Regions from separate parts of the Homo sapiens genome. Here all the other regions are linked to region 1. Evidence: chromatin loops called from intact Hi-C (ENCODE). Cell type or tissue: Caco-2. All regions are shown on one strand.

Region 1 (8,000 bases):
ATATTGATGAACTAAAACCAATAGGTATGAATGAGTCGATCCTGTGTTTAATCTACATGTGAGATATCACCTATTCTATTCCATGCAAATAGGAAGGTAAATATGATGAAGTCATTAATAATAACGAAATAAGGCTATTTTATATAAGAATTTAGGTTATGTCCCATACAAATTAACAGCATAATATTACGTGATTAGTCTTCCTGATACTAATATTTTCCTAATTTATTCTTTTCACCAGCTGCATTAAAATTCACCGCAAAGATTCAGTCCAAGGTTCTCACAGGGAACTAAAGGTTAAAATGTGTTTGTTAGCCAATATACAAGACTCTGTAATCTTATATACTACATTGGCAGGGACTGTTGGGATTCAGTTCTGTTCAGCCATGGAGGACACACTCTGTGTTGCCCTGAGACTGTGGAAAATACAGCGTCTATAACATATCCCCTTCTTACAGAGGTATGCATCTTTGAACTCAGAACTCTCCTTTGCTACTCTCATTCAAGACACTGTACAGCCCAGAACTTCCAGCCTGTGGGTTTTTCTCACCCCCTTTCTCTGCCTGAGCCCTCTGCTCAGGGTGGGATTTTCATGATCTCCCCACATATCTTTCTTCTTCTGTCTCTGCTTTTCCTCTCTTCCCAAAGCTAGAAAGCCATCTCCTAGCTTAATTACCACCTCCCATGATCTTGTCTATTTGTTGCTATTAATCTGACCTTAATAAAAGTGTTTCCTGAGATTTCACCTTATGGACATTTGGATTCAAAGTAAGGGCTAGAAATGGAGAGTTAGACGAAGGATAGATGAGCTGATTGCATCTAGGGAAGTCAAGGAGTTGGGCTTGCATTGCAGAGAATGGCTAAGAAAGGAGACCAATCTATGGGATACTTAAAAAACCTATTAAATCTGAATATCTGAGTTTGTCCATTATTAGAATTCTTTCACTAAGTGCTTCTTAAAATGATCAAAGAAACGTTTGGGATTGTGAGAAAAACAGAAACATTGTCCTGTGCATATATTAAGTGTGCTATATCAAATAATATTTCATCTTTAGCCATCAGTAACACATTTGTTCTTAGTATATATATGTCAATCTAAAAAGGGTTTCTCAACCTTAACATTATTAAATTTTTAGGTTAAATATTGTTTTGTTTGGGTGTGGGCCGCCCTGGCATTGCAGCTTCTCTAGCCTCTACATACTAGATGCTGGTAGCTATGTGACCCCTCAAAAAAATTTTTTGGCAATAAAAAATATCTTCAGACATTGTCAGATGTCTTCTGGGGGGCGTAGTCATCCAAACTCGAGATTCGCTGGTCCAGACTGTAAAAATTATCAAACTACTCTTGGGAAAGATGAATCTATTTTAAGATCCACTTGCAAGCTACATCTACATAAATGTCCATTAACCTTTAGTACTTTGTGACCTGATTTTGTGTTTCTTCTTGCATGATTATTTTTTGGGCCCTCAATATATATTTGTTAATTCTATTTCTTCAGTTTCTCTAGATGCTTTATCTGGCCAAATAGTGTATCATAGCAAATTAGTTCTAGAACCTCACTTGTCTTAATATTAGTTAATTGGAATTAATATTTGTTAATTCTATTTCTTTCATTTTTCTAGATGCCTTATCTCGCCAAATAGTGTATCCTGGCAAATTAGTTCTAGATTCTCAATAGTCTTATTATTCGTAGGTACACAATAGTCCAATGCATTAAAATGACTTTCCTTTTAATAGTTCTACGTGAATAAAAATGTATTTCCTGGCAAATTTCACCTCAATGCTGCAAATCCATTGAAAAAGGGAATAATACAGTATCACGATACAGGGAGAAAAACTTAGAAACACAATAAGATATACATACACACAACTTTACGAGAGTAAATAATAAGTAAAGATATATATGTATACACACACACATATACTGATACAGATCACTGCAAGAAAATCACAAATACCAAAGTCAACCAGAAGACGTGAGTAGAGAAAAATAGACAACAAAACAACAAATAATGCAAATTAAAGTGAGATAATCATTTTGCTGTCAAGATAGGAGAAAAACCAAGAGTGGGAAGATATTATGATTCTTCAATCATGTGGGCATGTATCTTTACTGTGTGTGTGTGTGTGTGTGTGTGTTTATCTGCTGAGGGCCTTTGAATACTCTTTCCTTGCTCAGAACAAATAGACAAATATATAATTAAGGCACCTAACAATACAGACCATATTTTCAGGGATATAGCAACTAAAAGGTCTTAGGAAGGCCAACTCAAATCCAAGCACATGGATTCCAGCTGGGGACAGGAGTGAAAGGAGTGGATTTCTTGTGTCTGTGAGCCTAGAGTGAAAAACAGCTTCAGGAAACCTTCACTTTGTTATGTATGGGATGAAATTGAAATCAAGTGTATTGTGTTAGGGGGATCCTACAGGAAGAAGATCTGGGAGATTTTTCTTGAGGTTTGGGGGCAGGCATTTAGCTGAGGGTGGACATTGAGGAGAATCTGGAGGGCTTTTATTAGAAATATGCTTCCATACCTTGCAAAAAACTCCAAAATATCACACCTGTTTCTCAATACCACATGCTTTGTACATGCCATATAACTATTTTTGATTACCAAATTTCATTTTGAGTTTTGATACTAGTTTTAAAATTACAGTTATAGCTGAGCATCATAGCCTGTAGTCCTAGCTACTAGGGAGACAGAGGCAAGAGGCTTACAACACAAGCCTGGACAACATAGTGAAATCCTATCTCTACAAAAAAATATTTAAAAATTAGTCAGGAATGATGACTTGTGCTTGCAGTTCCAGCTGCTTCAGAGGATTGCTTGAGCCCAGGAGTTGGATGCTGCAGTGAGCTATGATCATACCATCACATGCCAGCCTGGGTGACAGAAGAAGACACTATTGTCTCAAAAAATAAAACAACAGTTGTTCAGGATCATTAGGAATATATTTAATCAATGCTTTTTCAGAAATGGTGGTTTAAAAATAAGTAGGCTAGGAAGGAAGTCCTAAGTAGGTATTCTGGTCTCAGACTTGTGCTTCCTGCAACACCTTTAATATCTATAAAATAATTAGAGTTTTTGATTGTGGAGTAGGCTTGATTTGGAACTGAGGATTTTTTTCTAGACATATATTTTAATTTGAGTTTCACTCACTGCCAAAAAAAAAAATTGGCAAGACAGAGAAAGAGGAAAAAAAAAAAACAGGCCACAAAATGTAAAAGTCAAAAGCAGTCATTCCAAATTTGTGTCTTATATATTCTCTCAGACTTTGCTGTCTTCTTTATGTTTCAACATTTTTCAGATAGCATCATTAATGAACAGCCTTCCAGCCCCCCTCCATAATGCAGCTTTTTGATCCTAGTGCCCAACTGGCTTCAATCAATTCCTCTGACCATGCAGTTTATGACTCTACAAAACCTGCCAGGACTCGTTTCCTTAGTATTAGATGCAGGCAGGTAGAAATTGAGAGATGATTCCACATAATGCTCATCAAAGCAGAAAAAAATCAAACCTAATGCACAACAGGGTTACAAAGAGAAAAAGTTAAGCAGTCTGTATTAAAAACAAAAGGAAATAACAGGGACAGAAGAAAAAGAGAAAATAAAACAAGTGATTTCATGTAGGTGCTATAGAATCTTTAACCAAACCACAGGCTCTGATGAATGATCTCTTCTGCCTGAGACTCAGGACTGTCATGGTCCTTATGTCCAGGAAAAGAGCCAGCTCTTTTATTGAGTTGCCAAGAGTTGTCACTGAAGCCATCCTGAAGTTTCCTTGCTTCTAGTTAGATAGGAAGAGAAACACAAATACATTCTCCCTCGGGACGGACACTTCCAAACTAACCACTCCCATCCAGTGGTAACCTACTCCCAAATCCTCCAGGTGGCCTACTACACCCTGCTTTCTTCTGCTTGCAGTTGCCTGACATGACATTGCTCACCCTTTCTTCTTGTAAGTGTTACCTTTTTCTGTGTCCCTTTGTTATAGATGTTTGGCCTATAGTGGAAGGGCCTTACATTTGTGTCACATAAATCATGTCATGTTATTCAGCCCATTACATTTTATGTCAAGTAATACCTTATGGTATTTTACCTTTATCAATATAAAACAAATTTCTTTTGTTTTAAGTTTTTGCCCTAAACTTCAATATTATCTGGTGATGGAGTGGTAAACAGGCTCTTCATTCATGGAGCTTATAATCTAGTGTGAGTAATAGAATAGAACAATTTCTTAAATAAATCAGGAGTTAACGCCGATTGTGATGAGAACTCAGGAGAAGTGTAAGGTATGTTGGAAACAAGGAGCATAAGTTGGATGAGCGATTTAGACAAGTATTCCATATGGGACAGACAGTTCTGCCTGTCTGAAGGACACAAAGGATGTACCAAGGTTATGTTTCTAGACCCAGTTGATTAGACCCCTGGGTTTCTGCTCTTGAGACATTGCCAGAGGCCAAATTAGGCCAAGTCCCTGGGTGTGTTTGCCTCCTGTAGGGCATTTCTAAAACCAATTACTACCTTCAGATCAAGAACATTTTCTCTTATAACATCTCTTGAATTGTTTGGGTTCTCCTTTTAAGAATAACAAGTCATCCCTGCAAGCTCTTTATTTTCTGTTCTCTGTATCCACCGTGTTTTCCCTATTTTTGTTTCTTTGTTCTTTTCTTCTGAATTCTAGGTAGACTTAAGTTGGTCTTCCAAATTGTTGGCATCAATCTGGCTCTTCAGTGCCCCAATGTGGATTTCTAGTATGATTTTCCGTGGTAATTTTCTGTATGTCACATATACTTTTTACATCCTAATATGTGGCTTTATTTTCCTGTCCTGTTCTCTTCATTTTGCTTTTGGCTAGCTTGTATAGAAACATGTTATTTTTGCATTTGTATGGAAGTCATGTTGCTTTTGAATTGTAACAAAATTGAAATTTTCTTCTGGATCCTGCAGTAGATTAGCAGAAAATCTTCTTTTTGAGAAACTTAAGTATTTCCTCTCAGGATTTCTTCAGTTAGCAATTCACTAGGAAACAGAACCCGAAACAATTCTTTCAGTGTAGATTCTTTATTGAAAGGCAATGCATGGGACAGCCAGAACAACCCTGTCTACTCCAAAGGGGAGAACAGTCAGACGTGCCTGCAGCCAGCCCCAGCAGCTGCAGCTGGAATGCCGGAGAGCCAACCAAGGGTCTAGAACATGGATAAAGCTGAGATAATCTCAGGGTGTGTGTGTTACTTTGAATGTATCAGAGTACTTAATTTCTCAAAAAAACATATCACAAGACAGGCTGTCTGTTCATATAGGTAATAGTCTGCACCCTAGATCTGTATTTGGAAGAAGCTTTTCTACAACTGCAGGCCAATTGCTATTCCTGGTGGGTATTTACTAACTCACTTCTGCTTCACCTTGGCCGCTTTTCCCCCTGGCCTATCAACTCAGTTGGAGAGAATCAGAACTGGACATTTTGAACAATGGAAAAAATTGATTTCCTCCTAAATATACTACTAGGGTTTTTGCTGCCTTTGTGCACTCAGAATGCAGTGTAGTAATATTCCAGCAACCACCCCAAACACACACACACACACACACACACACACACACACACACACATACACACCACCCACGTTCTTCTGGATGCCCCACTAACATATACAGGCACACACTTCACAGACACACACTCCACGTGTTCTGCCTAATTTCTTGGTATTCTTTTCTCTTATAAATGTAGTCAACTAGCAGGAGGGCAGGAATACCAAGGAAAAGGAACCAGAATTCTGGCGCTTCCAGAAAGCAGCACCTTAGGGCTATAGGCACAGCTATTATTTTTTGGCCAGATCACAACCTGTAAGAGATACAAAGTGAGTCTGTTTCCTTTTCTACATAACCTCTGTCTTATCATGACAGAAAATGTTGCCGGATTCTGGGCCAAAGTATGAAACAGCATCAGAAAAGCCAGTTGTGTCATCTATCCAGGGATGCCACCATGTGAGAACAAGGTCCCCTAATATTCTAGAGTGCCTGGCCTCCATGCAGGGACAATTGTGTATTTATTTACAAGAATGTGAGCACCAACACTGCAGAGTTTAGGCATTTATGTTCATTGCCGTATCCTCAGCACTTACAACAGAGCCTGGATTCTAGGAGGTGGCTAATACTTTATTTTGGTGAAATATTTGATTAGAGCAGTTATGTGATTATTGGCTGTCTTCCCCTAGACTAGGAGTTCCCTGAAGGCAGCACTATACTCTTTTCTTTGCCAGGTTATCTTCTGCTTCAGGTACAGCATCTAGAACATAAAAAGTAAATACATATCATTTTATGAATAAAAAAGCACTTTTAGAATGCAGAAAGCAGAATGACTAGTAGTATAGCTGTGTTCATGTCTGCCCCTCAAATAAACTAAGTGACCTGACGATAGTGACTCTTGTATTCATCTTTGAACTTCTGACAAACCCAGCACAATTCTTTTAAGTAAGTCCTTGCTTACTAATTATTTGGTTGAATAAGCAAACAAATGGAAACATCCATAATATTAGCAAATATGATGCAAGACATGAAAAGCCTTATGCATTGAAATCTACATGACTTAACCCTAGAAGGCTGAAGTGATACCACACCAGGAAAATTACTAACTTAACAGAACACATCAAAATAAAACATTGTTCAAATCTATATAATTATCTCAATTGCCAAAAAAGTATCTGATAAAAATTCAATAGCTATTCATCATAAGCACAGTAAAAATCATAGGAAAGAGGGTTTCTTTTTTCACAGGGGAAAAATTAAATGTTTCAACAAGCATTACCTTTAATGTAGAAATATGAGACTTTCTAAAACAAACAAGAATAATATGAACATAGCTCACTTTACCATTGCTGCTACAATTATTTATTATTTTAATAGTAAAATTATTAAATATTAAGGAAAAGAATATTAAAAATAAAATCACCAGACCTCACAATATTCAGTATACTTTTAAAAATGAACTTGCAGGAAAATTGTTGTTTCAAATGTGTTTACTAGGAAGAAAAAAATGCAATTATGTAGGATTATGATTAAGACCACAAAAGATAAGTAAAAATGATACATTAAATGCTAATGTGGGGAAATAGAAGACAAAAGAGATGCATGTTAAAAAATTACAAGTTCTAACTACGGTATTAACACCTAAAATCAGTTGAATATCATTTGCAAGGAAAGAATATCGTTTCTTTAAAAAACATATGCTACTTTTTCTGTTATTACCACTAGAAGCTACATTAATTAGACACTGACATATAATAGGATAGACTCTAAGTATAAATTATTTCTCATGCACATAGCACCTTGATTGGTAGATATTATTGTCTTCTTTCTTCCAGGTAAAAGTAGAGGGTGAGAGGATGCTCAGCAGGTGGAGGAAATATACCAAGCCAGGGCACAGGTTTGGTTCTGAATGAAGGGCATGTTACCCTACAACAGTATGAACAAGAAAACATGAGTAACACAAAAGCACTAGATGAACATATACACAAGCGAACATCCTCACACACAAACATCTAGTACAAATAATTAAACTCAGAGTAATTATCAGTGTGATTATGAGAAAGAGATAACTCATGTCCCACACAGATGTAATTAACTATGTGCAAGGCATTGAGTAAGGTCTTAGGATATTCCTCAGGTTTGGAATCCCCTTCCTGCATTTTCACTTGTTAAAATAAAATCACCAAGGAATATTTACAGTGGAATATTTGAGAGAAAGTTTGTATATAGTTTATTTAGTGTTATTTGTGTTTTAATTCTACTTTAGTGTTTTGTTGAAGTATATTAAGATCACGTGGCATATTTCTGTCATAATGTCATTTAGTAAGCTCTCTCCATACCCGTTTCTTCTACGTTATTAATTTTCTTGTCGAGACTTGTATTACTTTTTTATTGTTGTTTGTTCCACTTAAAATAGGGCCATTTTAGTATCTCCAAAAACAATACTATTTCTAATTTTCTTACATTTTACCC
Region 2 (8,000 bases), 160 kb after region 1:
AAAGTAAGGTAACTGTAAAGGATGTACCTTGTTATGGGTCAGGCAGCAGGTTACCATATTGGCACATATAGCAACACATGCATACAGCAGAGATCAGAGAAAGAAAGTTTGTAAGAATTCCTAAAACAGGATAGCTTTCTAGTTTCTCAAATACTGCTTTCTGATTTAAACAAATCCAAAATACAGTTATAGCTAACGTCAGAGAAAGGAGTTATTAATTCAGCTGTAGACCATTAAACAAACAGACCCCAGGCTTAGGGGCAGATGGGATGCTTGGAGATGTGGATGTGGAGAGACAAAGGCAATGCCAAGAGGCCAGTGTGCTTAGAGCCTGGCCTCCCTGGAGTCCTCTGACAGCAGGTGGATCCCAATGACCCTGTGCTCCTGAAGGGCAGAAATTCAATTAGGAACTCTCAACTTTCAGCTTTGAGGCTCAGGCTAGTGTATCAGTGGGTAGCTCCACTGCTGGAGGAAAAACATTCTGCAGCAGTTATGAAATAGAGGCTAATAATAGGACAAGGGAGAGTGAAAAACATGAGGTTGGAAAGCATTGGCAGAAAAGATGAGCTGATAAAGTATCTACTTTAAATAAGGTCATAATTTTGCCACAGTTTGGGGTGTTCTCCTGTGCTAATTTATAGTCACAATCAAAATCACATGGAAGCCTTATTTTCTTTGACAAGGTTTTATTTTCAGTGCACTAGAAAGCTCTTTCCTTTCTGCCTGGGTTAGCATATGTGAAAGAAATAGTGATTATTTTAATGATATTAAATAGTAGCTTTGATCTCTTCCCCCTACAAGCTAACCAAAACATTATCTGGATGTATGAAATGATTCCTTTGTGAGCAAAACCTCTGTATCTATTATAATGTTTTTGTTCATCTACCTGAATCTCCCACTAGGCTTTGAGTTCATCTGTGCTTCCGGAACCTACCACCTACTCAGGAAAGATAAACTGGATCAATGAAAAATACGCTAAATACCTACCACTCTCATTTTTTAGACGACAAATTTGAGGTGTTAAAAATGAGACAGAAATGTTAATATCAATCTTCTATTTCAAACCTACTAAGCCCAAGGCAAAAGCTTACACCCTTTCTACACTGCTTCATAATTGCCTACCTTGTGTTCATGTTAAATATGCAAAGAAACGTTGTATCCACATTTGATACATGACAAGAAGGAGACTCCCAGAGGGAAGGTCGCTTCCTCAAAGACGCCCACCAGTAGGTAGGAGGTCTGATCGCCAGTCTCAGTTCTGCCTGACTCTAAAGCTCTCGATCCTCCAATCTTGTCAAATTTGCTTTATTATAAGAATCACCAAAGGCCATGGTTATAAATATAGATTCTCAAGATCTTCCTCTGAAGATTCTAATTTAGGTATCAGCTGGGACCCAATAATCACGCATTCATTGTTGAGACCAATTTGGGAAACAGTGAATAAGACTAGTGTTTCTCAAACTCTAGTGAGTGTATGAATCCTGTGGGGATCAACTGCAGATTACGGTACAGTGGTAGGTCTGGGGTGGGGCCTGGGGTTCTATGTTTCCAACAAGGTCGCAAGTGATGACTGTGCTGTGGGTCCACAGCCGCACTTGAAGCAGTGAGGAACTAAGCCTTGCTGCTCAGCTCACAATAGGACCCTTATTCCCACCCTAGAGGTCCTTTAGTAATTCTGCCACTACCACACACCCTCCAACTCTGTGCAGCCCAGCAATTATGCCAGAGCAAGCTTTCCTGCATACCCTTGTAAACATGTTTGTGAAGCTTATGGAAACGTCTGTTTATCTGTATGAGTTACCCTGCTAGTTCACATACCTACCAAATAAGAATCTCTGGGCACCTGCGACACAACTTCATCCCATGCCCATCTCATCCACGATGGTTTTAAAAGCCAACTGTTTCCACAGGTTTCTATTATAACAGGGGGATTTTATAGATCACATTTGCTATTCACAGGTTTAGCCTGGACAACTGATATTTTTCCCAAACAGTAGAACTTTTAAGTTGGGGGAAAAATGTTCTCTGCAGCATTCAGATAAATGGATGAAGAAGCACTTCTTAGAGGTTGCCAATCATCACACCTCTGCAGGACTTAAGTTCATCTAGGATAACTCACCCGAGGCTTTAAAAAATTACTGATTTTTAGCTGGGTGCGGTGGCTCATGCCTGTAATCCCAGCACTTTGGGAGGCCGAGGCGGGCGGATCACGAGGTCAGGAGATGGAGACCATCCTGGCTAACACGGTAAAACCCCGTCTCTATTAAAAATACAAAAAATTAACCGGGCGTGGTGGCAGGTGCCTGTAGTCCCAGCTACCAGGGAGGCTGAGGCAGGAGAATGGCGTGAACCTGGGAGGCGGAGCTTGCAGTGAGCTGAGATCGTGCCACCGCACTCCAGCCTGGGCGACAGAGTGAGACTCCATCTCAAAAAAAAAAAAAAATTACTGATATTTTTTATAACTAGGAAAGCTGTAATGTGTAAACATGACAAAACGCCAAAACGCTAAGTGAATTTTACAATGGAACATGGACTTTTCAAAGGGACGATTCTGATTAGTGAAATCTGTTCTAAACCTCGGCTTTTCTGATTCCTAGCAGGGTGACCCTTGGTAATATCTTAGCTCCAGTGGACCTTAATTTCTTCATTGTGAAATGGCGTGATTGAACATAATTCCTAGGTCTCCTCGAATTCTAAATTCAGGTGAAGAAACAGGGTGATCCGTCGCAATTTCATCTGTTTCAGTATATGCGTTTATGACATTTGTATCAAAGAAAAGTGGAGACATTTCAGAAACAGCAAGTATTTCCTGAGAAAACATAGCTGTTCTATGTGTTGAAGCACAAAAGATAAAATGCCAAATTAAGAAGGGTGTGACTGTCAGGGGAAAGACGGCACACAGAAAACCTGTTAGTCCTTCATGCCAGTGCCTCACAGACTGGCTATCTACTCACCTGAGCAGCTTTTAAAAATCCATTCTGTTTCAGTAGGTCTGGGGTGGGGATGAAATTCTGCATTTCTAACAAGGGTCTGGGTTCCAGGGGTGTCGCTGAACGTGCGTCTGGCCTTATCTAGCAAGGCTTTACACCGGAGCTCTTCCACTTTAGCTGCAGAGTTGAACTGGCCAGATTCAACATTCAGATAGCCCGAACACATGCAGAGCAAACAAATTTGGATCTCTGTAAGTGGGACTAAGGCATTTGTCTTTTAAAGCTGCCTAAGTGATTTCCATGGGTAGCCCTGGTTGAGAATCCCTGCTCTACTCTTCTGCCACAGGCCTCCACTGGGGCTTCCCAGGTCCTTGAAACTTTGGGTTTCGTTTATTTATGAACACATTTATCACAATGGTAGAATACAAAATAGGTATTTCACCCTCACTTTACCATAACCAGTAGAGTGAAACCGACTGTGCCAAGAGATCATGCTATTTATCTGGTGGGGTCCTTTACACACTCACAGAATTTTCCAGAGGTGGTCCTTATGAAGCAGACTGACTTTTTATTCTGCTCCCCAAGCACCAATGCTACCACTAACACCGCTTGTGGCATATTTCCCCATGGCTACATGGGTCTCCATAATTGTCACCTTCAAGTTACCTGTTACCATGCTGGTCACCATACCCATGTTTAGTAAGGTTTTCCATGGCTGCATGTTTACAAGCTTTCTGATCATCTTTCCCTTTTCCTTCTCATCCTCACTCTTTTCATTCTCCCTCTTCCTTCTATGCATATTCATTGAGTACCTGCTCTCTGTCTAGCCTATGCTAGGTGCTTCATTGCAATCTGTACATGGATGAAGTACTTATCTTCTACTGCTTCTTTGGAATTGAATACTAAGAGTGAAATTACTTGGTCCAGGAACATGAATATGTTCATGACTCTTAACCCAAATCTCTCTTGCCTGCATTCGGTAAGCTTCTATTTGCTGATTGAATATGTGTAAGCTTGCCCCTCCTTATTATTTAATGCTTATGTCTTTGATTGATGTATATTTTTTATATTCTTTATTTGGCTGTAATGTGAATTTAAATTTTACTTTTTTCTTTAATAGTGAATGCTTTAAAGGCAATGAGAAACCAATAAAGAATATTAAGCGATCGAATAACTTGCTCATTTTATGCATGTGTCATATATTTTCATCTTCAGAAGCTACCAGTTCATTCTCTGTATAGGCAGGGACAACAAGGATGCCTCGCAGTAAATATTCTTTGATTTCACCAGAGCCTCTTAGCTTTGCAAATATGAGACATACATGCATCATGGTCCTGCAGGATGAGGGTAAGTAATCTGAGAGAAAGAGAGAGAGAGGTGTATGTGTGTGTGTGCGCGTGTGTGTGTGTGTGTGTGTGTGCGCGAGCGCACATGCGTGAGTTCATCAGCCTGCCCGACAAGGGATAACGTAACATAATACTCAAGTTCTGGGAGGGTAGAGACCAAGACTCTAAACCGTGTCCTTCCAAATTCAAAGCCAACAGGACTTGTTTGAGAAGAGCAGTGACCTTATTGAGATCAATGGCAGGAAGGGACACCAAGAGCACAAAGGGGAAATGACTAGGAGACCAGGAAGGAGTCAGATGGTGACCCAGGCTTAAATCTAAACCTAGAGAACAGTCATGGTGTGTCTGTATTGTCACATGGTGAAAGTGAATCAGGCTTTCCTGGCTTCCCTGCTTTGGGCTTTTGAGGGTGTGTCGTATAATCCTGGGAGGCTGGGATTTCTGCAAATAACGTTTACAAATCAGGTTGGATTGGGATTTTTGGAGGATTACCACTTCTGTCACTGGTGCCACCTTGTGGCAAATGCTACAGTAAAAACTTGCTGTAGTGTAACCGATAGAATTTGACCATCATTTCTTTTACTAGGCGTTTGGGCTAGGAAGTGAGAACAAATCTAATATTTGGATAACCAGTGAAGGGGAAATCTTGAGCTTTCAGTCACTAAGGATAGGTGGAGGTTTTAGAACTCTCTTAAATTATTTATACAGGATTGTTTCGTTTGTTTTTTCTTACTTGTTCAGGGAGATCTGAATAGTTGTAGGGGAGAGAATGAATTGGAGGAGTTTCTACCTAAATGTTAAACCTCCTCCACACTCCCCAACATCAACCTGGAAAAGTTACAGAGGGAAAGCATTAAGACATGGAAAACATTCTGAGAAACTCCAGTGAAATACGTCTGTGGGAGACAGGAACTGTTGTGAACTTGGAGTACGTGTGATTTGAAGCCTAGAGCAGGAGGCAGCTCATGGGGCTCTGGAGCTCTGGCTCTAAGCCAGCAAAGACTGATTCACTTTCACCATGTGGCAATGCAGAAGCAGCTGGGTTGTTCTCCAAGTTGTAGATTTAAGCCTGGATCCCTGTAACTTAGGGAAAGAGTTGATGGAATTTTCTTTCTTTGCTTCTTTCCTTCCTTCCTTCCCTCCATTCCTCCCTCCCTCTCTTCTCTTCTACTCTCTTCTCTTTTTTCTTTTCTTTTCTTTCTTTTTGACAGAGTTTTGCTCTGTTGCCCAGGCTGGAGTGCGGTGGTGCGATCTTGGCTCACTGCAACCTCCACCTCCTGGGTTCAAGCGATTCTCCTGTCTCAGCCTCCCAAGTAGCTGGGATTACAGGTGTGTGCCACCACACCTGGCTAATTTTTGTATTTTTTATAGAGACGGGGTTTCATCATATTGGTCAGGCTGGTCTCAAACTCCAGACCTCAGGTGATCCACCCACCTCGGCCTCCCAAAGTGCTGGGATTACAGGCATGAGCCGCCGCGCCTGGCTGCTGATGGAATTTTCTCTTGCTTCTCTCCTTCTATGGCCTGGTGTGCTATATCACTCACACTAGGGAGGCTCAGACTATAAGGATAAGAGCACTAGAAGATCTGAGTAGTATTCGTGGATGGAGAGCAGAGGGGACACAGGTGGGAGCTAATTGGGCGCAGGCAGCCATTTCCCCATCCTTCTTTCTCCAAATCCTGATAAGTGATGGACTGCACCCAAAGGAGTGTTTCTTCCTCAGGATGTTCCCCCTGGGAGATTGAACATGAAGCCTGGACCTAAGAAATGGTTTGGTAGTGTTGAGAGGGGTTAACTGTGGCTTCCTGGCACCTGTGACTCTCACTTCAAGCTCATCCCATTTCCACTCTAACACCGTAGGAGGACTGCAAGTCTAACGAAGTCTAGCCATGGCCCCTTTTACATTTTCATTGCCTGAAAAATTAGCCAACGCTTGGGGGGAAATGAGCTTCACAGGCCCAAATAATGACAGAGGAGCAGCACTATTTCAAAAGAACATGAATTAGAGAAAATCTTTAGACCAAGGAAAGGAAACAGAGACAATGATCTAAAGAAGCGAGAATTGAAAGAGAGAATACTAGATAGATTTGAAAAAGATAATCCACAGTAAAATGGGTGCGATAATAACAATCCTTGCTTTACTGGACTATTATGAGGATTAAATGAATTGATATATGCGGTGCATAGGCTATAAAGTGTTTAAACATGGAGTATAATAAATATTCACTCTTATGAAATTTTATATTTTGACTCAAATGTAGAATTTGGGGAAGAAGGACTCTGGTTTAATATATTGAGTGTGAAGTTCTAATTGGACATTAGTATCTTTGTATATATGTATATTACATTTGAAGCTCAATGTAAACTGGGCCAGAAGTATAAAACCAGTGGTTTGGCATAAACTGTCTCTGACATTGTAGGAGAAAACTTCAAGTGGAATGGAAGCCTTAACAGTGATGTTTGTAGGGCATAAAAAAAAAGGTTTCCTGAAGAAAGGTAGGCAGATTCAACAAAATGAACAATCCAAAAAAAAAAAAAAAGAAAAAAAGGAAAAACAAAAAAGCCACAAATTCAACTACTTTTATAATATTCTCAAATGCAATTTTATAATATTCAATATTAAATTGTGTGAAATAGGAGAGCAAAAGTTTTGTTGCCATTCCTCAATCCTCCTCACCAAGGTTTAACCACAGTTTGTTGGATATTTACCCTCAGTTCTTTTTTTATGTCTAAAAAAAAGACATGTTTTACTCAGTGTACATGTGGAGCTTTTTACTTATGGCTTCAGGGATCTAACTCATTTCTTAAAATGACTATGTTGCATTCCAAGGATGAAAATACACACTATTTCTAACTATTTTTCTATAGACAAGCAGATCAGATTTTTTTTGCAATTAACGCTGTAGTAAAACTTTTAAAAATACGTATTACTCTTGAGTTATTGGAACTTATTCACAAAAAAGGTAATTAAGTTCCAGTTAACCAGTATGTATAGATTCTATAATCTGCCCAGAAACATGCTAAGTACTGTATATAAAGCATCATTGTGAAAGATAAAGGCAGTGAGTATTTTAAGAAGAAGGAGTGATTAGCAATGTCAAACGCAGCAATCCAGTAGAAATACCCATGGATTTAGCAAGAAGTCAATTGAGATAAAAATAAGAGCTATTTGAATTGTACTATGTAGTAAGATGGCAGATTTCAATTAGTTAAGGTGTCATTAGAGATGGGAAAGTATAGAAATGAGTACAGATTAACACTGAAACAAATTATCTTCATATACCTATTTGACGGGAAAAACATATTTTTGAGGGATTCTAGTAGAAGTGTACATTGGTATAACAACTTTGGAAAACAGTTTGTTATTACCACCAGTCACATTGCACATGTACCTACACTGTAACTAATCACTTCCTCTCCCAGAGAAATTCTTAATATTAACACTCCAGAAGACATGGACAAGAATTCCTAGAATAAATTTTGTAATAACCCCTAATGGAAACAGCCAGATTTTCATTAATAGTAGAATGGCAGCGGATTACATTCATACAATGGAATGCCATCCAGCAATGCTAATACCTACAGGTAACCACATGGATGAACCACAGAGGTATAATATTAAATGCAAAAAGCAAGATTTGTAAGAAGATGCAGTATGATTTCTGTTAGACAAAGTTAAAAGGCAAGCAGACAAAATGGAATATTGTAAAATAATAAATAGCA
Region 3 (8,000 bases), 750 kb after region 1:
TCTTAACCATGTGCACACAATAAAGTCAGGATCTGTGTCAAGGAAATAACATAGAATCAACTGCCAGGCTTTGTAACATTGTAGAGGATGCTAATAGGGAGATCCAGACAGGCAGCTAATCTGAGCACTTAAATTTCACTGAAGATACAATCTTAAGAATAAGTTTGTCCAGACCTTAGCTTGTCTCGGAGATAGAACTGCATGCATTTGGATGGAAACAAAATAAATATTTTTGGGCTGGGCACTGTGGTTCACACGTATGATCCCAGCACTTTGGAAGGCAAAGGCAGATGGACCACTTGAAGTCAAGAGTTTGAGACCAGCCTGCCCAACATGGTGAAACCTTGACCCTACTAAAAATCCAAAAATTAGCCGGGCGTGGTGGTGGGCGCCTGTAATCCCACCTACTCAGGAGGCTGACACATGAGAATTGCTTGAACCTAGGAGGCCGAGGTTGCAGTGAGCCGAGATCAAGACACTGCACTCCAGCCTGGGCAACAGAGTAAGACTCTGTCTCTCTCTCTTTATATATATATATATTAGCACAGAGCATAAAATGTCCAAAAGCTATGATCATGGTCAGTCAGGCTAACTTTCCAGGAGGGTTGGTATAGGTGAACTGTTTTGCTGAGTGGAGTATGCATCTTGAGGGCCTACACCTGAGCTACTCAAGCAATTAAGGGAAGACTGAATTCTGCCTTTAGTCTCTCAATTCTTTTTGTTTATTTCGATGTGTACTTTTTTAATCATTTATGTTATTTTCTATTTTCTTAAGCAGATCTGATATTTTAGGATAGCTTTCAATTTACAGAAAAGTTGAGAGGATACCACAGCAAGTTTCTATACTCTGTATTCAGTTTCCCCTATTATTAACCTTGTATATTAGTAGGGCACAATTCTGAAACTAACAAACTAATAAGAATGCATTATTATCCATAAAATCCCACATGTTGGCATTCTCACAATTGCTATTGTTTATTCTGATTTTTTGAGTGTTCACCTGATTGCTGCCTGTGTTCTAATCCCAGGTACCGCATTACATCTAATATTCATGTCTCCTTAGGTTCCCCTTACCTGTGACAGTTTGTTGATTTTTTCTTTTTATGATGACCATGACAGTTTTGATCAGTACTGGTAAAGAATTTTGGAGGATGCCCCTTTATTGGAATTTGATTCTTTTCTTATGATTACATGGGGTTTACTGGTTTTCTGTAGAAATTTTTAAAGTGCCATTTTTATTATGTCATATCAAGATACACGCTACAATATGATTTATTATTATTGAAGTTTACCTTATCATCTGTCTGAGGTAATATTTGCCAAGCTTCTCCACTGTAAAGTTACCCTTTTCTTCTCTCTCCTTTTGCATAGAATACTCTTTGGAAGGAAGTGATTATGCATAGCCCACTCTTAAGGAGTGGGGAGTTACGGTCTTCTTTCCTTATGGTTAAGTATCTACATAAGTTATTTGGGATTCTATCACAAAGGGGTTGTCTCTTCTCTCCCATTTACTTATTTATTCCATCATATATTTTTATCAGTATAAATAAACTCATGGATACTATTTTATACTTTGATTTGTAATCTAAGTAGTAAATACTATGTTACGTTCTCATCAGTTTTTTCTGGCTTTGGCCATTGATAGGTCTTTCAGCTGGCTTATGTCATTTTAACATTATGTATCAATTCACTGTAAGTTTTCAGGGTTTTTTTTTGTTGTTGAGCACTACAAGACACTCCTTGCTTATGTTGTACATTTTCTGCCTTGGTTCTAGAATCAGCCATTTCTCCATGGAAATAGCTAGTTTCTTTCTTTGCAGAATTTCATTGGAGACTGAGATTTGGAAGCTAGGTGTGTATGTTATTGTTGCTACAGGGATGTCTTTTCTTGGCCTTCTCAACAGACAGATCAAAGATTTTATATATATATATATGTATATTTTTAAATAATAGATATATTAAATATGTCTACTTAAGACATATTTAAATAATACATATATTAAAAGATATATTTATATATTGAAGGTTGCATATAGACTAACACATATCTAAATTTTTCTATGTAAGCATCTGTATCTGTATTCTGCTAAACATGTGTCTACATTGATGTCTACCCCCAAATCTAATCCATAACTACATCAATAATTCTACCCTCCTCCCGTTGCTTATTTATAAATTTCCACTCCAACAGTGAAAAACCTCCTTCCCACTGTCTATTATTCATTTACTTATTTTTTCAGTGACAGAATACACATAAAGCATTCTCACAATGGTTATACCATACCTTTGCACTGTTCAACTTTAATGGCTAGGCGGTGCATTTGGGCGGTAGTTTTGCCTTTAGTCTGCTGAACACTTGTGACCTTCAGAAGTGTTTCTTCACTTTTTTTCCTCTCTTACGTGAGACGGAAAGGCTACAGGGAGCAGGAATTGGGGAAGTGCCTTCTTTCTGGTGAGATAAGGCTCTGGTAAAATATTTTTACTACAGGAGTAGGCAATTGTTATTGAGAATGCTCTGTGTGCATTTCAAAATAGTTACTTTTCCCCTTCCACTGGCAGAGACATTAGATGATTTTTTTTGTTGCTGTTGGGGTTCTTTGCTGTGAGAACCTGGTGTGGTTCCTGGAGGTCAAACCCATGGAAGTATCGGCATTCTGCCTAAGACTACAGACCCCAACTCTCGTTCTAGTGCCCATACAGATTCCAGCAACTTGTCCAAATTACTTCTTAAACATTCCTACCAATTTATGGTTCCAGCAGATTCAGTTGCAGAAAAGCTGATCTTAGCCATTATTCTCTGTATTCACCTGTTTCTCCAGATTTAAGGTGGCAGTGTGCCCTTCAACCTCAATTATCCAATGAATACAAGAAGACATTTTCAGTTTGTTCATTTATTTTTCTTATTGCTAGGACAGGAATAGCGACTTCCAAACTCTTAGCTTGTCAAAACTGAAACCACAGAAGCTATCTGAATTCATGTTCAACAAAAATGTATGGAATATAATTTGGAAGTTGGTCAAATTATTAGACTCTTATCATGCTTCCACAAGTTTCAAGCAACCTCCGGATAGGAATACCAGCAATTTAAACTTGAATTTCAGGTACAAGTAGTCACTGAAACAAAATGCTGTGAGAGAAAGAAAAAAAGTTCTAAAATAATAAATTCTGGAAACACATTTATATTAATGGACCAAAATAATACAAATAAAAACAACTGTTTAATATCGCAATAATTCAAACATATGAAATAACAGATTTAGGAAATATCTATCATGAACACTATGAATAAACAGAACAGGTTAAGAGGTTAATTCTGTTTATGAGTGTTATCCGGAATTTTGGACAAGGCCCTCTATCTCTCAGATTCTAAGCAGAGACTATGAACTAATGGTACAAAAGATGAATTAGGCTTTTTGACAAGGAAGGAAGGGAGGAAGGGAGGCAGGGAGGGAGGGAGGCAGGGAGGGAGGAAGGGAATTACTGACTTTTAGTGATTTGGCAGTTTCTCTAAAAGATCTGCATGCTCCAGAAATAGTTGGCTGATATTGTCCCCTGGCAGCCCGTATTAGTCCATTTTCACACGCTGATAAAGACCTACCCAAGACTGGATGATTTATGAAGAAAAAGAGGTTTAATGGACTCACAGTTTCATATGGCTGGTGAGGCCTCATAATCATGGTGGAAGGTGGAAAGCACGTCTTACGTGGCAGCAGACACAAGAGAAGAGAGAGCCAAGTGAAAGGTTTTCCCTTATAAAACTATCAGATCTCATGAGACTTATTCACTACCATGAGAACAGTATGGAGGAAACTGCCGCCATGATTCAATTATCTCCCACCAGGTCCCTCCCACAACACGTGGGAGTTATGGGAGCTACAATTCAAGATGCAATTTGGGTGGGGACACAGCCAAACCATATCACAGCTCTCTGCAGTTGCTGAACATACTTGCTTTCTTCAGTTTGTCATGGATTTGCCCAGAGCATCTCACTTGTTTTTGTAGCTGGGCCTTCTAGGCACCTAGGTTTTTCTTGTAAACCAGTTTATTAGATAAAAAAAGATATGTCTTTTATATCCCTCATATGTCTTTTATAGACCTGAAAGTCAGACAGATATTCAGGATATCATCGCACTTTAATAAACATGTCCATTCATCTGACTTTTTCCATGGGTACTTTGCAATACACAATCAATAATGAAGCACACATAGAGGTATTTCCATTATGTATTGGATCTTTGTTATTTGAGGTTGTTGAAAACAATCACCTTTTCCAAATTATCTCTGTACCTTCTCTTTGTTCTCTGTCATTTTCCTCCATTTTGCAAAAAGACTGACCAGCCTTTATAGGTCCACTGTGAAAAATTCGGATTCTGGTTCAAGACATGGTCATTACTGCCACTATGTGGCTTGTTTTGGAAGTTATTGAAAATAAAACATTTAATTGGAGCTTTTGAACTTAAAGCTGCAAAACCTTGATATGTTCCCTAGTCTCCATAGCTTATACTCATGGATATACTTTTTCCCAAGCATAACACCTAATTAGATAGTTAATAATTTCTTTTAACTTAAAAATCTGCCTCCTAAGTAATTGCGTGAGAAACACACACATGCAAATGCACACAGAAAAATATATGTACATACAAAATCTGTATATATATAAACACCAGGCTAATTATGTGTATATAAACATAAATATATACACAATCTATTTATATCTATTAATTGCACCTTCCTTATTTACACAAATGGATTTATATGCATACGCTTTTGCGCCTTTTATTCTTTTCAATGGCTGTGTAGTATTCATTTATGGACATTTCTATTGTTTTGAGTTTTTTTCACTTTTGTGTTTATTTCCGTTTCGTTATGGACAATTGTGCTGCTGATGTACCCTGGAAATTATTATTTTGAACTTTTGCAATTATGGAAATTTGCATGATAGAAATTCTAAAAGTAATATTTTGGATCAAAGAGTATGTATATCTAAAATTTTGAAACATATTGTCAATTTGCTCTTCAAGTTAGCACCACGGCTACTTTTCCAGGGCCTTTTCCTTTATCAGATATTCTTGAAATTTAAATTTCTCTATTTATTTTAAAGGCAGAGTCTTGTTATGTTGCCCAGCCTGGAGTGCAATAGCTAATCACATAGCACACTACAGTCTCTAACTCCTGGGCTCAAATGACCCTCCCACCTCCACTTCCCAAGTAGCTGGGACTACAGCTGTGCACCACTGCACTTAGCTTAATTTCCTCTATTCTGATTACCACCTCTTTATAATGAGTGCAGTTGCACTCTTTGCCATATGTATGTTGCCTGTCTTTATTTTTCTGTGAAATTCTTGTTCACCTGTTGCCTTTCATTTTTTTCCAGTTGATTTCTGCCTTTATATCTTAAGAATAGTCTTTAACATAAGAATAGCCTATGTTTCCCCAGGCTTTTACTTATATTTTGATTTACTAATAATCATTTTTGTTACTTAAGACATTTAAATTAGTAGTAAATCAAATTTTACATATTTTTTTCTTTATGGTCTCTAGGTGTTTTGTCCTGGTAACAAATGTCTTTCTCCCATAAGGTTAGGAATACATCTCCCATATAGTTTTATAAAGGTTTTTGAATGTATTTCCATTATCCAAAGAGTTCATTCATATCTTCTTGTGTTAGTCTGTTTGCCTTGTTATAAAGCAATGCTGAGGCTGGTTAATTTATAAAGAGGTTTATTTGGCTCACAGTTCTGTAGGCTGTACAAGAAGCATGGTGCCAACATCTGCTTCTGGTGAGCATTTCAGGAGGCTTCTGCTCATGGCGGAAGGGAAAGGGGAGCAGGTGTCACATGGTGAGAGAGAAAAAAGAGAAAGGCGAAGGGTGCCATGCTCTTTTAAATAACTAGTTCTTCCATGAATTAATAGAATGAGAACTCACTCATTACTGCAGGGAGGATACAAACCATTCATGAAGAATCAACCCCCATGACCCAGACACCTCCCACCAGGCCTCATCTCCAAAATTGGGGATGAAATTTCAACACGAGATTCAAAGGGGACAAATATCCAAACTATATCACTTCTCTTTATCAAAATCTAAAAATATAAATTGAACTAAAATTATACTTTACTGTTATCCATAGTTATGTTCCTTGCCACAATTCATAGGTAATTAAGTTATGACAATGTTAATGGTTTATAATTTTCGTGACTAGTTGAGAAAGCCGTTCTTTTTTTTTTTTTTTTTTGATACAGAGTTTTACTCTCTTACCCAGGCTGGAGTACAGTGGCACCATCTCGGCTCACTGCAACCTCAATCTCCCGGGTTCAAGCTATTCTCCTGCCTCAGCCTCCTGAGTAGCTGGGATTACAGGCGCATGCCACCATGCCCAGCTAATTTTTGTACTTTTAGTAGAGACAGGGTTTCACCATGTTTGCCAGGCTGGTCTCAAACTTCTGACCTCAGGTGATCTGCCTGCCTCAGCTTCCCAAAATTCTGGGATTACAGTCGTGAGCCACCGTGCCTAGCCTGAGAAAGCCTTTCATAGTGAAGCTTTGTTGTTAGGTAGATAAAAATTTATGAATATTTATCACTTGGTAGATTGCTCATTCTATGAATATGAAATATCCATCTTTCTTCCTTTTAAAATGCATTTTATACATAATTATATTTTATTTGAAATTATTACTGTTAAAAGCTTTTTCACCTGTACATTGCAGGGTATATCTTTACCAATTCTGTCGACTTTTTTCTCTGTTGTTTTTAAATTAGCTCTTTCAGAACATAGAAGACCAGATATTCAGTGTATGAATCTGTCTTTTAATAGTTAAATCTAACCATCCACAGTTTTTATCATCACTGATAGTTTCACACTTATTCCTGTCACATTTATTTCCAATTTACCATGCTCTCTTGTTACAAACCCCCTTATTAATTTTTGTTGAATTAATATTAGTTTAGTTTTTTCATGTATTGTATATTACACAATTCTTATATTCTAGTGCTGTCTAATTTCTAATACTTAAATATATATATTTTGTTCATCAGTGTCTAAAATTAATCAGCATGCATATATTACATTGTCTTTATTCTCAACAATCCCAGCTAGGATTTTTTGTTTTTAAATGTTCATTCTTCTCTCTTTTTATGTTCTTTTTCTTATCAATATCTTCCAGCCATGTTGAAATTCTTTGGACTTTACTTTCAAGCATTAATTTTAAAGCCGACATTTTAAGAAAGAGCTTACAATAAAATATCTTCCACTCCTTCCTCCTGGATTCATTTTTCTTCGGTTAGAACTATTTCTTTCTCCATTTCTTACTTCATAAGTCATCTTTAGAATCTATGTAAATATAAGACTACAAGCAGCCACTACCAATTGATTAGAAATGGTACTTAGGGTGGAATTTATCTTTAGTTTTTTATAGTTCAGAGATAACATTTCTAAAAGGCTAGGAAACATCTTAGAGTATCATCTTAATTATTGTATCTACCTTCTTTTTACCTGGATCAAGTGCATTAAGTATTGTCTGTGAATTTTTTCAACAACCCTATAAGAGAGATTTTATTATCTCACCATATAGATGTGAGATTCAAAAAGGTTGATTAACTTGATTTTTTTTATCAGTGCTTCTAATACTGGCTTCTTTGCTTTTGAAATGAGAAAAAAAAAGGTATACTGAGTTTTAGAGTTTTACAGTTACTCAGGTTAACACTTAAAATCTGTAGCTTGACACATTGGGTACTGAATATCCAGATTCAAAACTCTCTTTTATTTTGATTAGCATCCTTAAACTTCTATTTCTAAAGAAAGTCTTCACCTGGAGTTTCTAGAAGAGAACTCTTCTACCTTTTGCCACCTGTTCCAGCGCCCAGTGTGCAGGGAGTGTTAAAGTTGACAACTTATTGGCTCTTGAGATGCCATGTGATATTTCTTTTGGGGTAAAATTTTTCTGAAGTTGTCATCTACATAAGCCTTCTTTAGGCTTCTATATCTTATAAGCTATTATAG

What was found. Hi-C counts contacts between places; a loop is a spot of excess contacts. Peaks named below come from ENCODE experiments on the same cell type or tissue, not always from the same donor. Only the 100,000 strongest peaks of a DNase experiment are listed, where the experiment ranks them.
Region 2: it touches region 1 in a loop (14-fold over the local background); 7 of 110 quality-filtered maps call a loop at or near these places.
Region 3: it touches region 1 in a loop (11-fold over the local background); 2 of 110 quality-filtered maps call a loop at or near these places.

The regions. Positions count from the first base shown.
Region 1 is chr10:82,218,072-82,226,071 of GRCh38, forward strand. The region is part of intron 1 of NRG3 (neuregulin 3); the gene reads left to right. Among named protein-coding and RNA genes, the nearest start is that of NRG3-AS1, 11 kb to the right of the region's middle. In Caco-2, no CTCF peak of the experiment used is centred here; a DNase peak (open chromatin) is centred at 3,890.
Region 2 is chr10:82,373,109-82,381,108 of GRCh38, forward strand. All of the region lies in intron 2 of NRG3 (neuregulin 3), which reads left to right. Among named protein-coding and RNA genes, the nearest start is that of NRG3-AS1, 140 kb to the left of the region's middle. In Caco-2, a CTCF peak has its summit at 4,777 (motif pointing left); no DNase peak of the experiment used is centred here.
Region 3 is chr10:82,965,219-82,973,218 of GRCh38, forward strand. All of the region lies in intron 6 of NRG3 (neuregulin 3), which reads left to right. Among named protein-coding and RNA genes, the nearest start is that of LINC02650, 710 kb to the right of the region's middle. In Caco-2, a CTCF peak has its summit at 4,320; no DNase peak of the experiment used is centred here.